Regions from separate parts of the Mus musculus genome. Here region 1 is linked to region 2. A link is a contact called in ENCODE Hi-C or POLR2A ChIA-PET data. All regions are on one chromosome and are shown on one strand. Each heading gives the region's core, a stretch centred on a gene start or an enhancer-like site at or near the end of the contact. The rest is flanking DNA. Distances are from core to core; before and after follow the strand shown.

What was found. Hi-C counts contacts between places; a loop is a spot of excess contacts on that map. ChIA-PET counts read pairs that join two places held with the same protein, here RNA polymerase II (POLR2A).
Region 1: a map of left cerebral cortex shows a loop between it and region 2 (2.2-fold over the local background). The contact joins the enhancer-like site here to the promoter of Tmem17 in region 2. A Hi-C loop is called at or near these places in 1 of 37 maps with a recorded cell type or tissue (left cerebral cortex). POLR2A ChIA-PET finds 5 or more read pairs at or near these places in 1 of 5 experiments (Patski).

The regions. Positions count from the first base shown.
Region 1 is chr11:22,557,447-22,564,371 of GRCm38, reverse strand. The region is part of intron 1 of Gm51939 (a long non-coding RNA gene); the gene reads left to right. Among named protein-coding and RNA genes, the nearest start is that of Gm51939, 24 kb to the left of the region's middle. Within about 2 kb of position 3,445, at least 2 of the 3 ENCODE cell types and tissues checked have a DNase peak (open chromatin) inside an H3K27ac peak, as active enhancers do; they include left cerebral cortex, where a contact is called at or near this core.
Region 2 is chr11:22,509,664-22,516,818 of GRCm38, reverse strand. Tmem17 (transmembrane protein 17) reads right to left here and starts at 4,536. Exons shown (of 4, transcript NM_153596.3): 1 at 4,236-4,536. The coding sequence starts at 4,335.

The sequences.
Region 1 (6,925 bases), core at 2,196-4,695, 49 kb before region 2:
CATCTTAGTAATAGTGAGGTACCGTGGCTGTGAGCACCACCTGGGATCCTGGAAGCAGGAGCTGTGCCCTCCGGCTAGATGATTTGCTGTTGTCTGGCCCATTTTTTTTTTTTTCTTATCAGATATTAGGGAAGTGCTTGTTCTATGTTACAGTATACACATAAATCCTTGCTTTGATCCTTGTACGTCAGTCATTTTAATAATTGTATTCGTTTCTGATAGCCATGAACAGACTGGGTAGCCATTTGTGATAGTTCTGGAGACCGATGGTCCCAAGTGTCTGGGTGAAAATCACTTAGGTGGCTGCCACCTCCCCTCCTGGAGTGCCTCGGGAGAGCTTGCTTTCTTACAGGTTTAGATTCTAAAGGTGCCACATTCCTTCGCTTGTGACCCCAGTTTCCAAGCCAGTCACAGCTGGTTGACTCTTCCACAGTTCACTTCATTTTTGTCACCCACCCTCCTGTCTCCTTCTTTTAAGGCTCTCCTGATTGCCTAAACAATCCAAAGTGGCCTTTTCATTTTCAAATCAGCAACCTTCCTTGTGCACACAGCTGTTCTCTTTGCCAGGTAACCTGACACACTCACAGGCTCTGAGGGTTGGGGCGTGATATCTTTAGGGCATTGTTACTTTTGGTTTACCAAGATAGTAAATGCTCACCTTTCTCAAAGCCCCTCTACAGGCTCATCTGACCCTAAAAATGCCTTCGAGGTAGGGACTTGCTCAGGTCTCACCCTGAGCTATTTTGAAATAGAAGGTAGAACATACATGAGGCCACAGCGTTCAGTTCCTTTCAAGACTGTGGGTCTGGAAGATAGTTGTGGGGCAAAGTGTGAGGAAAGCAAGGCTTTGGGTAGGGCTAGCTCATTTGTATTCACTTGTAGAAACTTGACCGGTCCAGGTAGGATCTTCTTTGACTGTGTGCTTTCTCAACGGCTTTGAAAACGACCATCCTGATAATCTTACCACAAATAGCTTCAGTCTGAGGGTATAACCCAAACGCAGAACTAGTTGTATTTACTATAATCAGTTCCACAGAGAAATGCTGACTGTGAACTCAAAACCCTGGTGCTACCATCAGCTATGGTGGATTTTCCAGGAAGGAGAGACAGATCATTCATGGCAAAGATCAACCTATTTCAAAGACAAGGGCAGCTTTGGAGGTGGGGATTCTCAAAACCCATGATATTTCAAACAATTTACAAACACAACTAACAAGAAAGACTTCCGACTGTCATCTGCTTTCTGTGGTTCAGATCCTTAGGACCCAAGTGAACGGTTCTCTCAGTGAGTTCTGTTGTTCCCTTTTGTTTGACAGAGAGGCTGAGGAGCTGGGTCCAAGTCTAAGCCAATCAAGGATGAAAGAAAAAAAATTCTCAATCTGCTAAGGGGCTAGATTTTTTAAAAAGTGTATTTTGCAGCCATCGGTTAACTTGGTGATAAGGCGCTTCCCTAAGTGGGTTCATGATAGCACACACAAGCATCCACCTATCCTGTCTTTCACTCTGCCCCTATATGCAAGTAATTCTATTTTGGTTGTGGTTTTGTTTGTTGTGAAAGAATTGAAGACTCTCCAATCTTAGCATAATTTCCCTGTTCAGAGGCCAGATTTTAGCAAAACAAAACAAAACACCAAAAACAAAACAAAACAAAACAAAACAAAACACAATGGATGTGTGAGTGAGTGTGTGTACATGTGCACATGCATGGATATAGTAGAATACTCTATTGGGGTACTTGATCATCTTTCAGTCAGTAATAGCAGGAGTGAGCTCTTAACCATGCTTTCTGTTGCACATTTACCAGGAGACTTGAGGTTGGCAGCACAAACTCCCACCCCCACTCCACCCCTGCTCCCATCTATCCTAGAACAGCTTGGCCTCCAGGAAAGGAACTAAAGTCAAACACACTTGGGACAGGTTACTCTCAGGATGAGTGATGAGTCTGATTCTTCACGTTCCAGCCCCTAAGCATTTGCCTCAAATGATCAAAATGACAAGGCAGGAATGTTTTTGTAGGAGAGCCCGATACTGTTTCCAGTGTATTTTCCACTTGCATAACTTTGCTTTTGTCCCTGAATAGAGCATAAGGTGGAGTGTTCTCCACTGAAATAATAAAAATCTCTTTCCTGGCATGTACGTATTCAGATCTGTGCCTGATACTGTGTGTGTTATTAACTATAGCTAGGTTTGCTGAGAGCAAAGTGTTTTTATCTTTGGTGAGGAAATTTGTGAACTCTTGGTTGCTTGGCCTCCACGAGTGGAGGAAGCATTGTGGCAGCGGCTTGAGAGGTCTTAGGCTTTTGGAGTGTGTGTGTGTGTGTGTGTTTCATTTTTCAATCTATTTGTTGGTTTGGGTTTATTTGTAAAAGGGCTTATTCCATCTCATGCAGCAAGAGCTGTTTTACCGCCCAGGGAGCTGTTTTTGTAGCTTTACAGACTCAAGTTTTCAAAATAAGCCAGACACCCCTTTGTGGAAGTTTTGTGTGAGAAGGAGTCATACAATAACGCTCTAAGTGTATGTGTGTGTTAACCTCATAAACAAAAATCAGAAATGGAAAGAAAACAAGTAAAAATTTGCATTAAGATGTTATAATGGATGAAAGGAGGGTAAGATTGCTTACTGGACAAGCATGAAGAACTGAGTTCACATTTTAGTACCAGTGATAATAATGATAATAATAATAATAAATAATAATAAGCCTGGCGTGGCCACAGGAGCCTACCTAAGCATTGTACAGGATGGAGATAGGACCACCCCTGAGGCTTGCTGGTTACTAACTTAGCTTCAAGTTGAGTGAGAGATCCTGTCTTCAAAGAATAAGGACACCTAATGTCCTTCTCTGACCTTGCTGAGTGCGCATACTGGTTCATGCATCAGTATACACATGTGCATATACAGTACACTCAAGCATTCCTGTGTGCGCACACACAAGGACACACATATGCACACACAGACACACACAGACCCAGACATACATGCATGCTCGTGTGCACACAGACATATACAGACACAGACACACATACACATACACACGCATACATATGCACACAGACACACAGACATACAGACATAGTCTCTCTCTCTCTCTCATTACTAAGTAGCTTGTACATTTGAGCCCTGTGGCTTCCTCATCCATGCACTGCTGAATCAGTGAGCGTCTCCTTGTTTCTCCAGGACCAAAAACTGATTTCAAAAACTATTTGCCTGGTATTTTGTAAACCTTTATCATACATGCTGATGAGAACCCGCAGCTTCTCATCTAAGCTTTAAAAATGTAGAAGCCCTGATTCATGGCTTTGTAGAGCTGCAGAGGACTGAAGAAGCTGGGATTGTGTGCTAACAAGCAACTCTCTCATTCTCAGCGTTCCAATTCAGTCCCTTTCTGGAGAAACAGGGCAGTGTATGGGCGGCTTAGCTGGCTCAGAGCCAGCGAGGATGCAAATAGCTTTTTTCAGAACTGCCTTCTTCCCACCCTGCTGGCTGGCCCCATGTCTTCTCTGGCTTCTCAGCTTGTATCTGCTGGATTTCTGCTTTATAAAAACCAGCTATCAGTTTTATTTTAAGGGAGGTGGGGGGGCAGGTGTGGTTGCCAACTCATTGCAAAGCCTGTCTGCTTCCCAGCTTCACCAGTGGCCTCTTGCTCCAGGCCTCTTGGCTGTTTGAAATAGGAAAGGGGTGGGTCTGGGGAGCCCAGAGTTACCCCCACCTAACACTTTTCATTTGTTCTGCATTCTAAGTTTTGGCTGTAAGTCTCATAAGGATGTAACAGCATCTTCCTCATCCTAGAACGTCCAGGGTCTGCCAGGGCAAAGGACTTCAATGAATCTGTAGAACAGAACTATAGGCAAGCTACTGAATATCTCAGTTTGAATTCCAGTTCAAATAGCACTCTGGGTCTTTTTAGACCACCCCTCATACAGTTTTCTCATTTGCAAAGCAGGAAAAGTCACTGTAATCACAACAGTAACATAATACAACAATAATACAACCAGCCATGTGTTGTACAACCCCATTTCAGCCAGTGACAGACATATACAAAAGAGATCCTGATGCCAGCTGCTACTGGGAGGGCTGGAGGGAGGGGTTTCAGGTTCTTTCCTCAAAGAACTGAGCAGAGACAGGCAGTTTATTAAATGACAGTGTGCTCTGATGGAGAAGGAAGAAGACTGGAGCAGAGAAAGGGGTTGGCACCACGGTATAAGAGTGGAAGCTTTTATGTCACACAGTATGGGCTTTCTGGGTCATCTTTTTTTTTTTTTTTTTTTTTTTTTTAAAGATTTATTTATTTATTTATTTATTATATGTAAGTACATTGTAGCTGTCTTCAGACACTCCAGAAGAGGGGGTCAGATCTTGTTACGGATGGTTGTGAGCCACCATGTGGTTGCTGGGATTTGAACTCTGCACCTTCGGAAGAGCAGTCAGGTGCTCTAACCCACTGGGCCATCTCACCAGCCCCTGGGTCATCTTTTTAACATGGACTTTTTTATGCATACTCTGTCACCTGTAATTTTATGCATAATTTCATGACTTACATATCTGATTAGCATCTTAAACCTGTACTCAGGGGTATCTGTTTTTGTATTTAAAAATTTTAAAAATTTGTATATGTGCATGTGTGTGCCCGGGTATACGAATATGTTTGCACACAGGTCTATTGGTCAGAGGACACTTTTGGGGTTGGCTCTTATGTGTCTCCTTTTGTTTCTGTGACTTTGCAGTGCACTCTGGGCTAGCTGTCCTCTCCCATTTCACTAGTGCTAGGATTGTGTGTGCCACCACATCCAGCTTTGGTGATTTCTGGGCATGGAGCTCAGGTCACTAGGCTTTTCCCCCCGGGCCATCTCCCTGGTTATTAACATAGTTTTTTTTGTTTTGCTTTAAGATTTACTTTTATTTTATGTATGTTTTGCCTACATGTGTGCAGACTGTTGTGATCTGCTCTGTAGGTTCTAGGAACTGAATGCTTACCCCCTGCAAGAGCAGCAAGTGCTCTTAGCTGCTGGATCTCCTGTATTACAGAGCCACAGGTCACCTTTGGACGCTCTGCTGTATGGCTGCGTTTACCAATAGCTGGTTTTAGTCAGTCTTGCCAAGGATTTTCCAGCCTTCTTTGTCAATGTGTTTTGTTGTTGTTTTAATATGTTCATTTTGTTAGGCTTTGTGCAAGGTCTTCTGGACTTCTCTCTCTACCCAGTTCTCCCACCTCAGGACATAAGGTTGTAAGACGCTCTGGCTGTCTTAGTTTGCATAGGTGCATTCTATGGTGCTTGCATGCTGGTGAAGTAGTATTTTTCAGGACATCTTCCCTTATAACAACTTGGAGCAGTAAATAAAGTAGTAGTAAGATCATATAACATTTCACAAGCACCTACTACAAAGGGGAATCTTTTTAATTAGTCTACCAAAGGGTTTTTCCATTAGTAAAAATTAATCAAATACCTATCTCTTTAACTGTCAATCTACTTTGATCACCATGCAATGGCCCAGGATGCTGCTCTGAGTTAGTGTAATTCTAGCCTGTAGTAAAGCACTTGGACAGATGTGTTCTTCGATTAAGAACAGAGATATCAACAATGACAGTGGTATGTGACCCATTTTTATTGCTTTCACTGACACATCTGGTCTGTGATCCGATTTTGAGAAAGCGTTTCAATGTCCCCACTTTGGCTTTTGAATTGGATAGGTCTGCATCAACCTAAGTACATTCTGAAAGCATGTGTTTGGGGCCAGTGAACAGGGCAGCTAAAGAGGCATCTTACAGCAATATAGGCTAGGTTTAAATCTCAACTTGCATCTACTTCTGCATGATCATGGGCAATTGCTAGCCAGTCCTGAGTCCTAGTTTTGGCTTTAAGGAAATGGAAATGGTGTGTATCTCGCAGAGCTGTCAAAGTCCTAGCATAACATCTGGCCTGCAACAGGTGTCCGATTAAATGGCAGTTGTTATTGATATTGGTGTGGGATACAGAGTCAGATTTGGAATGCTATACTTGGTTTAAGAGGGGCTTTTAGGCTTCTTTTTTGTTTGTTTGTTTGTTTGTTTTCCGAGATAGGGTTTCTCTGTGTAGCCTTGGCTGTCCTGGAACTCACTCTGTAGACCAGGCTGGCCTCGAACTCAGAGATCCACCTGCCTCTGCCTCGCAAGTGCTGGGATTAAAGGCGTGCGTCACCATGCCCAGCTAGGCTTCTTTTTTATTCCATAAAAGTTCATGAATGAGTAGAGCTCTAGCCACCTGCTTATTGCTTGTGCATCCAGTCAACATTACTAGTGCCTGAGTATCAACATGACTGAGTACATAAGCACTGCCTTCCATACTGGAGATACTAGGCACAAAGGACTGCAGGGGAGATAGTGACCCTACTTGCCTTCAACTTCATCAGCTGACTACCCACCGTGACTGTGACTTCACTTGCCCTTCTGATTCATTGCTTCTGCTGCTCTGTTGACAACCCCTGAACTCTTCATATTGTTCCCTCACTGTATGAGATTCACAATTTGGAATAACAATTATCTTCTGTCTGTGGATCACCAGACATCTAGAGGAACTCACTTAGCTGCACAGGGTAGATTTGTTGCTATATTCTTGTTCTTTAGCTCGTTGCTTGCAGTATTTCTCATTAATTCTTTGCCTATCCCTGCTCACCCTTCTATCTTCATTACCCATGACCTGGCTTCCATACTTCTTCAGCTCCAAACTCCATTCTCTTTCTATCTGTCCTTGAGCATAGCACACACTGCTGGGATTCTGGCCACATACATTGTTGTCCACCCTGAAGTATTCCATGATATTCCCTTGGTCTTAGGGAGATGGAGTTCTGTAAGTATAGATCCCAACAGCCAGTTTCTTTCTCCTTTCTTCTTAAAAATTTTATGTGCATTGGTGTACTGCCTGAATGCATGTTGTTTATATGAGAAAGTCA
Region 2 (7,155 bases), core at 3,287-5,786:
ACTTTTGTAATCCACACACTCAGAGGCCAAGGCAGGGAAAGAGTGATTTTGAGCCTAGTCAAAGCTACATATGTGACCTGTTTTTTTTTTTTTTTTAAATCCAAAAGAGGAATGCAAATATGAAATTTTATTCAACAAATGATTAACACTGCCTCCTTTGTAGGGTTTCTATAATAAGCTATAAAATGAATGAATAAAAACAAATCTCTTATAGGCTAGCTCTTATATAATACTCTAAAAAATTTTTCCCTTTCAGCAAATCCCAATCCTATACATTCCTTAATGTTCAATCTAGTGCCATTCCTTACATCCTTCCTTAATTATGTTCCCCCACTCCAGTAGAAATCTTTCCCTTCTACGTATTTGCCTCTGAACTGTGTATAAGAAGTGCTGGTTAGGGTCGGAGAGATGGTTCAGTGGTCAAGAGCACTAGCTGCTCTTGCAGAAGACTGGGTTCAGTTCCCAGCACCTACATAGTGGGTCATGACCACTCTAACTCCAGTTCCAGGAGATCTGGTGCCCTCTTCTGGCTTCTGTGGGCACTAGGCATACATGTATATACGTACACACACACAGACACACACAGACACACACAGACACACACAGACACACACAGACACACACACACACACACGCGCGCGCGCGCGCAGAAACACATTCATACACACAAAATAAAAAATAAAAGACTCAAATTCTTTTCCTCTAAGATGCAGTGTGATGTACATGAGCTTTAGAAGCTCATGATTTACATGAGCTGTGATGGTTTGAATGAAAATAGCTCAAACTGGAGGGGCTGGAGAAATGGCTCAGTGGTTAGGAGCACTGACTGCTCTTCCAGAGGTCTTGAGTTCAATTCCCACATGGTGGCTTACAACCATTTGTAACAGGATCTGATACACTCTTCCGGTGTGTGTCTGAAGACAGCTACAGTGTGCTCATATAAATAAAAATAAATAAATAAATAATATTTAATATATATAAATATATAAATATTTTTAAAATATTAAAAAATATTATATATGTATATGAAAAAAGAAAAGAAAATAGCTCCTAGGGAGTGGTACTATTAGGAGGTGTGGCCTTGTAGGAGGAAGTAAGTCACTGGAGTTGGGCTTTAAGGGTTTCAGATGCTTAAGTCAGATCCACTATCACTCTCTTTCCTGTTGCCTGTTGATCTGGATGCAGAACTCTCAGCTGCTTTTCCAGCACCACATCTGCCATGACGATAATGGACTAAACCTCTGAACTGTAAGCCAGCCCAAATTAAATGTTTTCCTTTACAAGAGTTCCTGTGGTCATGGTATGTCTTCATAGCAATAGAAACCCTAAGTAAGACAGGAGACAAGAAATTCCAGGTGCCAGAGTTGGGATGCATTATTACATCTTTCTGGGGTCACCTAATCATCTCTGATTTGATGACCCCTCACTGTCACTGAGGCTGTTGTGAGGGTCTCCACTCTTACCACTGTGCCTGGCACACATAGTTGGCACTCAACAAACAATGCCCTTTCCTTATATACGTAGACAACGAAGTCTTGGTGTAAGCACAAATTTCACTTTCATTTCCTGTTCTAAATCTTGCTTTCTACAGTGAATACCAAACATGCATAAGCAGAAAGAACAAAATTTCAAAGGCATGTCATTGTACATGTAGCCATTTGTGACACACATGTTCCATTTACCAGACTGATTACCCAACATCTTTTGTTTCTGTATAAGGGAAAAGGTCCTTCAACAAGAATTTTTTTTTTTTTTTTTGGTTTTTTTTTGAGACAGGGTTTCTCTGTGTATCCCTGGCTGTCCTGGAGCTCACTTTGTAGACCAGGCTGGCCTCGAACTCAGAAATCCGCCTGCCTCTGCCTCCCAAGTGCTGGGATTAAAGGCGTGCGCCACCACGCCCGGCAAGAATTTTTTTTTTCAAAAAGGTTTATTTATTATTATATGTAAGTGCACCATAGCTGTCTTCTGACACTACTATCTGAAGAGGGCATCAGATCTCATTACGAGTGGTTGTGAGTCACCAGGTGTTTGCTGGGATTTGAACTCAGGATCTTTGGAAGAGCAGTCAGTGCTCTTACCTGCTGAGCCATCTCACCAACCCCCTCAACAAGAATTTGATTATAAAAATTGAACCCTAAAAATACATTATAAATTTAACTACATTCTTATTTTAAATTGGTTGTTCTAAATGTAAGAATTTAGAAATTACAAATTCCTTGAGACTGTTTTTTGTTTTTCTCTGCATAGTTTTTTTTTTTTTTTTAATTGACATTTAATACTTTTAAAACAATCATGGGGTTGGAGGCTGGGAAGATGGCTCAGCGGGTAAGAGCACTGACTGCTTTTCCAGAGGTCCTGGACTTAAATCTTGCACCCACATGGCAGCTCACAACTGTCTGTAACACAAGCATACATGCAGTCATACAAGCATAAACGCCAATGCACATAAAATAAAAATAAATAAATTAATGAAAAATTCATGGTCTCTAGAAGCAAATTAAGTTTTAAGAGCAAGGCTGACTATTGTGGTCTGCTTTTTCTTGCTTTGACTTCTTAAATTATCCCAAATATAGGAATGATTTTTTTTTTTCCAAGTCGGGGTTCTTTGTAAAGGCCTGGCTCTCCTGGAACTTGATCTGAAGACCAGGCTGGCCTCGGCCCCTGCGTGCTGGGAGTACAGGCATGCACTACTACCTCTGGGCTAGGAATTTTTAAAATTTGTTAGCGCTAAGGAAAATCCACTAGGATTTTTTTCATTATTATTATTTTACTTTGGGCAACAGTACAATTCTTGATCCATTGTGGGTGTGATCTTACAGTCAGATTCGCCAAGAAGAAAACAGGAAAGTAATTACACACTAGCTAAGCTGATACTTTTAGAACCTTTAGAGCAGAAACTGTAGTCTTTTTTTTTTTTTTTTGCAAAGAGACTGAAGCAGGAATATTTCAAGATCAAAGCCAGTCTGGACTACTTAGAAAATTTCAGGATAGCCCAGGTACTTCTTGATTGCATTGTAACCAAATAAATTTTGTTGTTGTTTGTTTTAAAGGCTATGGGGATATAGCTTGAGAAGAGTGGCTGTTTAGAATGTCAGGGTTTTGATTTTATGTAGGCTCATGTCCATACTTCAACACATCAAATTTATACAATTGAAAAATCAGACCAAATGAAGAGGAACCACAAGGCACAAGGTGTGAGTTCATTAAATTTTACAAAAGTTCCAGTTAAGTTCTGTAATGAGATAAAATTTAAGTATTATATAATTGGTCAGACAAATTTTTCTGACCAATTAATTGCCTGTCTTGGCAGAGACAGTGAACTTAAACAGCTTTTCTCACGTTTGAATGTCTGGGAAAACAATATTTTCTGACACGTAAGAACCATAAGAAATTACAGGGCTGATGTCTTTACCTAGTTCTATTGCTGTCCACACCATCACGACTATCTAGGCTGCTGAGGCTCTAAAGAACTTCAGAACAAATGTCACCCCCGCCCCCCCCACACACACTTTTTTTCCCAGAGACTTTGTATTATTCGATTTTAGTGCCCCGTACGGCTCACACTTTGAATCGGAAACACGAAATCCTAATTTTACAGGCTTTTCTCCATATAGCGTAAATTACACGAATGACCAAGGTGACAACATGCAATGATGGCAAGTGGTTTGCTTTTCAATGCCCTATTTAAGAAATAAAAATAAAAATAAGAAAGCCCAAACCAAGCCATCGAAAGGATTTCCAATTCCTTGATTTCAAAGGAGACAACCATGTATGCTGTCCTCCTGATTGAGGAGGCAGAAGCTGGAGTTAACTCGTTGGTATTTCGTTTTTAGATTTCGGGAGGAGAGTTTTTTATACAGGGAGAAAGAAGGAACAGGCAGAGGAAGGCCTTGTCGGTTTGGCAGCAGCCGGTCTTGCTCTGCTAGGAGGGGTTTGGACACAGCCCGGTTTTGTGTGAGCCGGCGGCTGTCACGCTGGGGACTCAGCGGGGACCCGCGTGGGGAAGAAGGCGTTCCTGATCCGCATCCTGATCCGCTCGGCGACCGCGCCACCGGGTGCAGTAGCTGCGGCGGCGGAAGCGCGTGGTCTCCCGGGTCCGCCGCAGGGCCGTGGTTTCTCCCGGGGCACAGAGCCCTGGCTGAAGCCGGAGCAGCCATCTTTCACCCGGGCACGGCCTGTGCGGCCTCCCGCCCGCGAGCCACACCCCCGCGTGGGCCTGCGCCCTCGCCACTCACCGGCCGCATCACTGGACTCTGGCCCGGTGCGGCTGGAGTCGCCGAACACGGTGAGGCTGAGGTTGCTCAGGCGCTGGCGAACAGGGTCCGGCAGCTCCATGCCTGGCCTGCCCGCTGGCCTCTCACACACCCGCTAGTCGGCGGGCACAGCGGCGCGTGGCGGTTCCCTTGGCAACCGGGCAGTGCGGGGCCCCTAGGGACCTGGTACCTGGGCTTCCCCGAACGCTACAGAATCCTCCAGAGGCTTCCCCTTGGAGAGGCGAGCCAGGGCCACGGGCCCGCAGCCTAACGTGGCCTAGTGCTGCTGAAAATGGCGGGTTCCTCCGTCTTGCTTTAAAGCCGCGTCGTCTTAAGATGATCACAAGTAATAAGCCATTCGGACCTGGGCTGAGCCACAAGGAGCTCTCACACCATAGCAATTCCTCTGCAAAATTGGTGCACCATTTCTTGAGGGAAATGGAAAACGAACATAGATATTTTAAAAAAATGCCCTTGACATTCTTTTTATTATTATTAGATATTTTCTTTATATACATTTCAAATGCTATCCCGAAAGTTCCCTATACCCTCCCTCTGCCCTCCTCCCCTACCCACCCACTCCCACTTCTTGGCCCTGACATTCCTCTGTACTGGGGCATATAAAGTTTGCAGTACCAAGGGGCCTCTCTTCCCAATGATGGCCAACTAGGCCATCTTCTGCTACATATGCAGCTAGAGACATGAGCTCTGGGGGTACTGGTTAGTTCATATTGTTGTTCCACCTATAGGGTTGCAGACCCCTTCAGCTCCTTGGGTGCTTTCTCTGGCTTCTCCATTGGGGGCCCTGTGTTCCATTTTATAGATGACTGTGAACATCCACTTCTGTATTTGCCAGGCACTGGCATAGACTCATATGAGACAGCTATGACAGGGTCCCTTCAGCAAAATCTTGCTGGCATATGCAATAATGTCTGGGTTTGGTGGCTGATTATGGGATGGATCTCTGGGTGGGGTATTCTCTGGAAAGTCCATCCTTTCGTCTTAGCTCCAAACTTTGTCTCTGTAACTCCTTTCATGGGTATTTTGTTCCCTATTAGAAGGAGGAATGAAGTATCCACCCATTGGTCTTCCCTCTTCTTGATTTTCTTGTGTTTTGCAAATTGTATCTTGGGTGTTCTATGTTTCTGGGCTGATATCCACTTATCAGTGAGTGCATATCTAATGACTTCTTTTGTGATTGGGTTACCTCACTAAGGATGTTCCTCAGAAAATTGCCCTTGACATTCTTAAGAGGGTGGATGAGCCAAGCATACCTGCTTCAGAAGACAGGGAAATAACTTAAAAGTATTGAAAGCAGTTGTTTCTGGAATATAGGTGATTTTAAAACTAAAAATATCAGCCTTTCCCTGCTTTCTCTTAAGACATATCATTTTAGCATTTAGAAGGCAGAGACAGGAGATCTCCAGTTTAAGGTTAGCCTGGGATACATTGCAAAATCCTCAAAAACCAAAACAAACCATTAGGTGTAATAGACATAAAGAAAAGCACAGTCGGATGTATTAGGTCCCAGGTCAGTCAACAGTATCATCATCTCCAGGAGCTACCCTTTCTCAGTTGCTTGTGAAGCAGTGGCCTGTTTTATACTTTATAGTAGACTGATTGCACATTCAAGTTTAAAAAGAAAATCTGACTTTGCTGTCAACATTTTTTATGAATTTTCTTTCATGTTGATAAGTTCCTGTGTAATTTCTACTTAGGAGCAGTTATGACAAGTGCCACTCTTGGTGAAAATGCTTGTTGATGAACATACATGTTTATGTTGAGTATAACATACACATTTATGTAGAGTGTAACCTACATGTTTATGTTGAAACATACATGTTTATGCCAGTGTAACATGTTTATGTCGAATGTGTCCGGGGAAGTGCTGAGGCAAGTGGTATGTAAGACCAATTTTATTGGGATCTGCCAAGGCTTTCTCAAAGAGGTTTCAGCAAACTCTCCAGCTATATTCGAACATTCCTGTCACTCTGTGAGCTTTACCAAGACTTATATTCCACTCTTCCCTTTTAATCTTTCTGGTAAAGGGTTCTGGGCCTAGAGATATCTCAGTGGTTGCCAACACTCATTGATCTTGCAGAGGACCCAAGTTCATTTCCCTTTACCCACATGGTGACTCACAACCATCTCTAACTCCATCAGAAATCTCTTTCTGATCTCCAAGGGCATCGAACACACAAGTGGTGTACAAACAAAACTTCAGGCTAAATTCGTGTAAAATGAATAAATCCAATTTTAAAAGTCAAGATCATGGCAAGCAGTAACATTTTACAATTCTTTTCATAAAATATAGTTCTTGTTCTGAAGGGAGTAAGAAAGAATCTATTCTGAGCTAACTATGAGTGCCTGTAGCCTGGTAACGTGGATTCAGGTCATCCTAATAATGTTTGTACTATTAGAGAATGCAAGATAGCCATAATGCATCTACTAAATACATTACTGGCGATGTTGGGTAGGCAGGTCATAGCAAAGCAGGGACATCTCTGCCACAGGCCTCACATGCTGGGAGTTTCCAGAGTATGTGTTGTGCATTGGGTTCATTGCTATTTGTGTCGATTCAGCTCCCAAAATGTCTGTGCTGAGGCTCCCTGCCCCAACTTGGCTCTGATTAGGAAATAAAGTTGCCATCGGCCAATGACTGGGCAGGGAGACAGAACTTTAGATTTCCCAGGCAAGGAAGCAGGAGAGAGAAGGGCTTTTAGAATCGTCATGGTAGGAAACCGGGAGAAATCAGACTTGAGGGAGCAGGAGACAAAGCATCCAGCCATGTAAGAGTCAGGGAAGCAGCCCTAGGGCCACTTCCCCAATTGGGTCTGGGAATAGGAGAGATGAAATACAGATTTCAGAAAACAATAATTTAGGAATATCAGAGGGGAGAGTA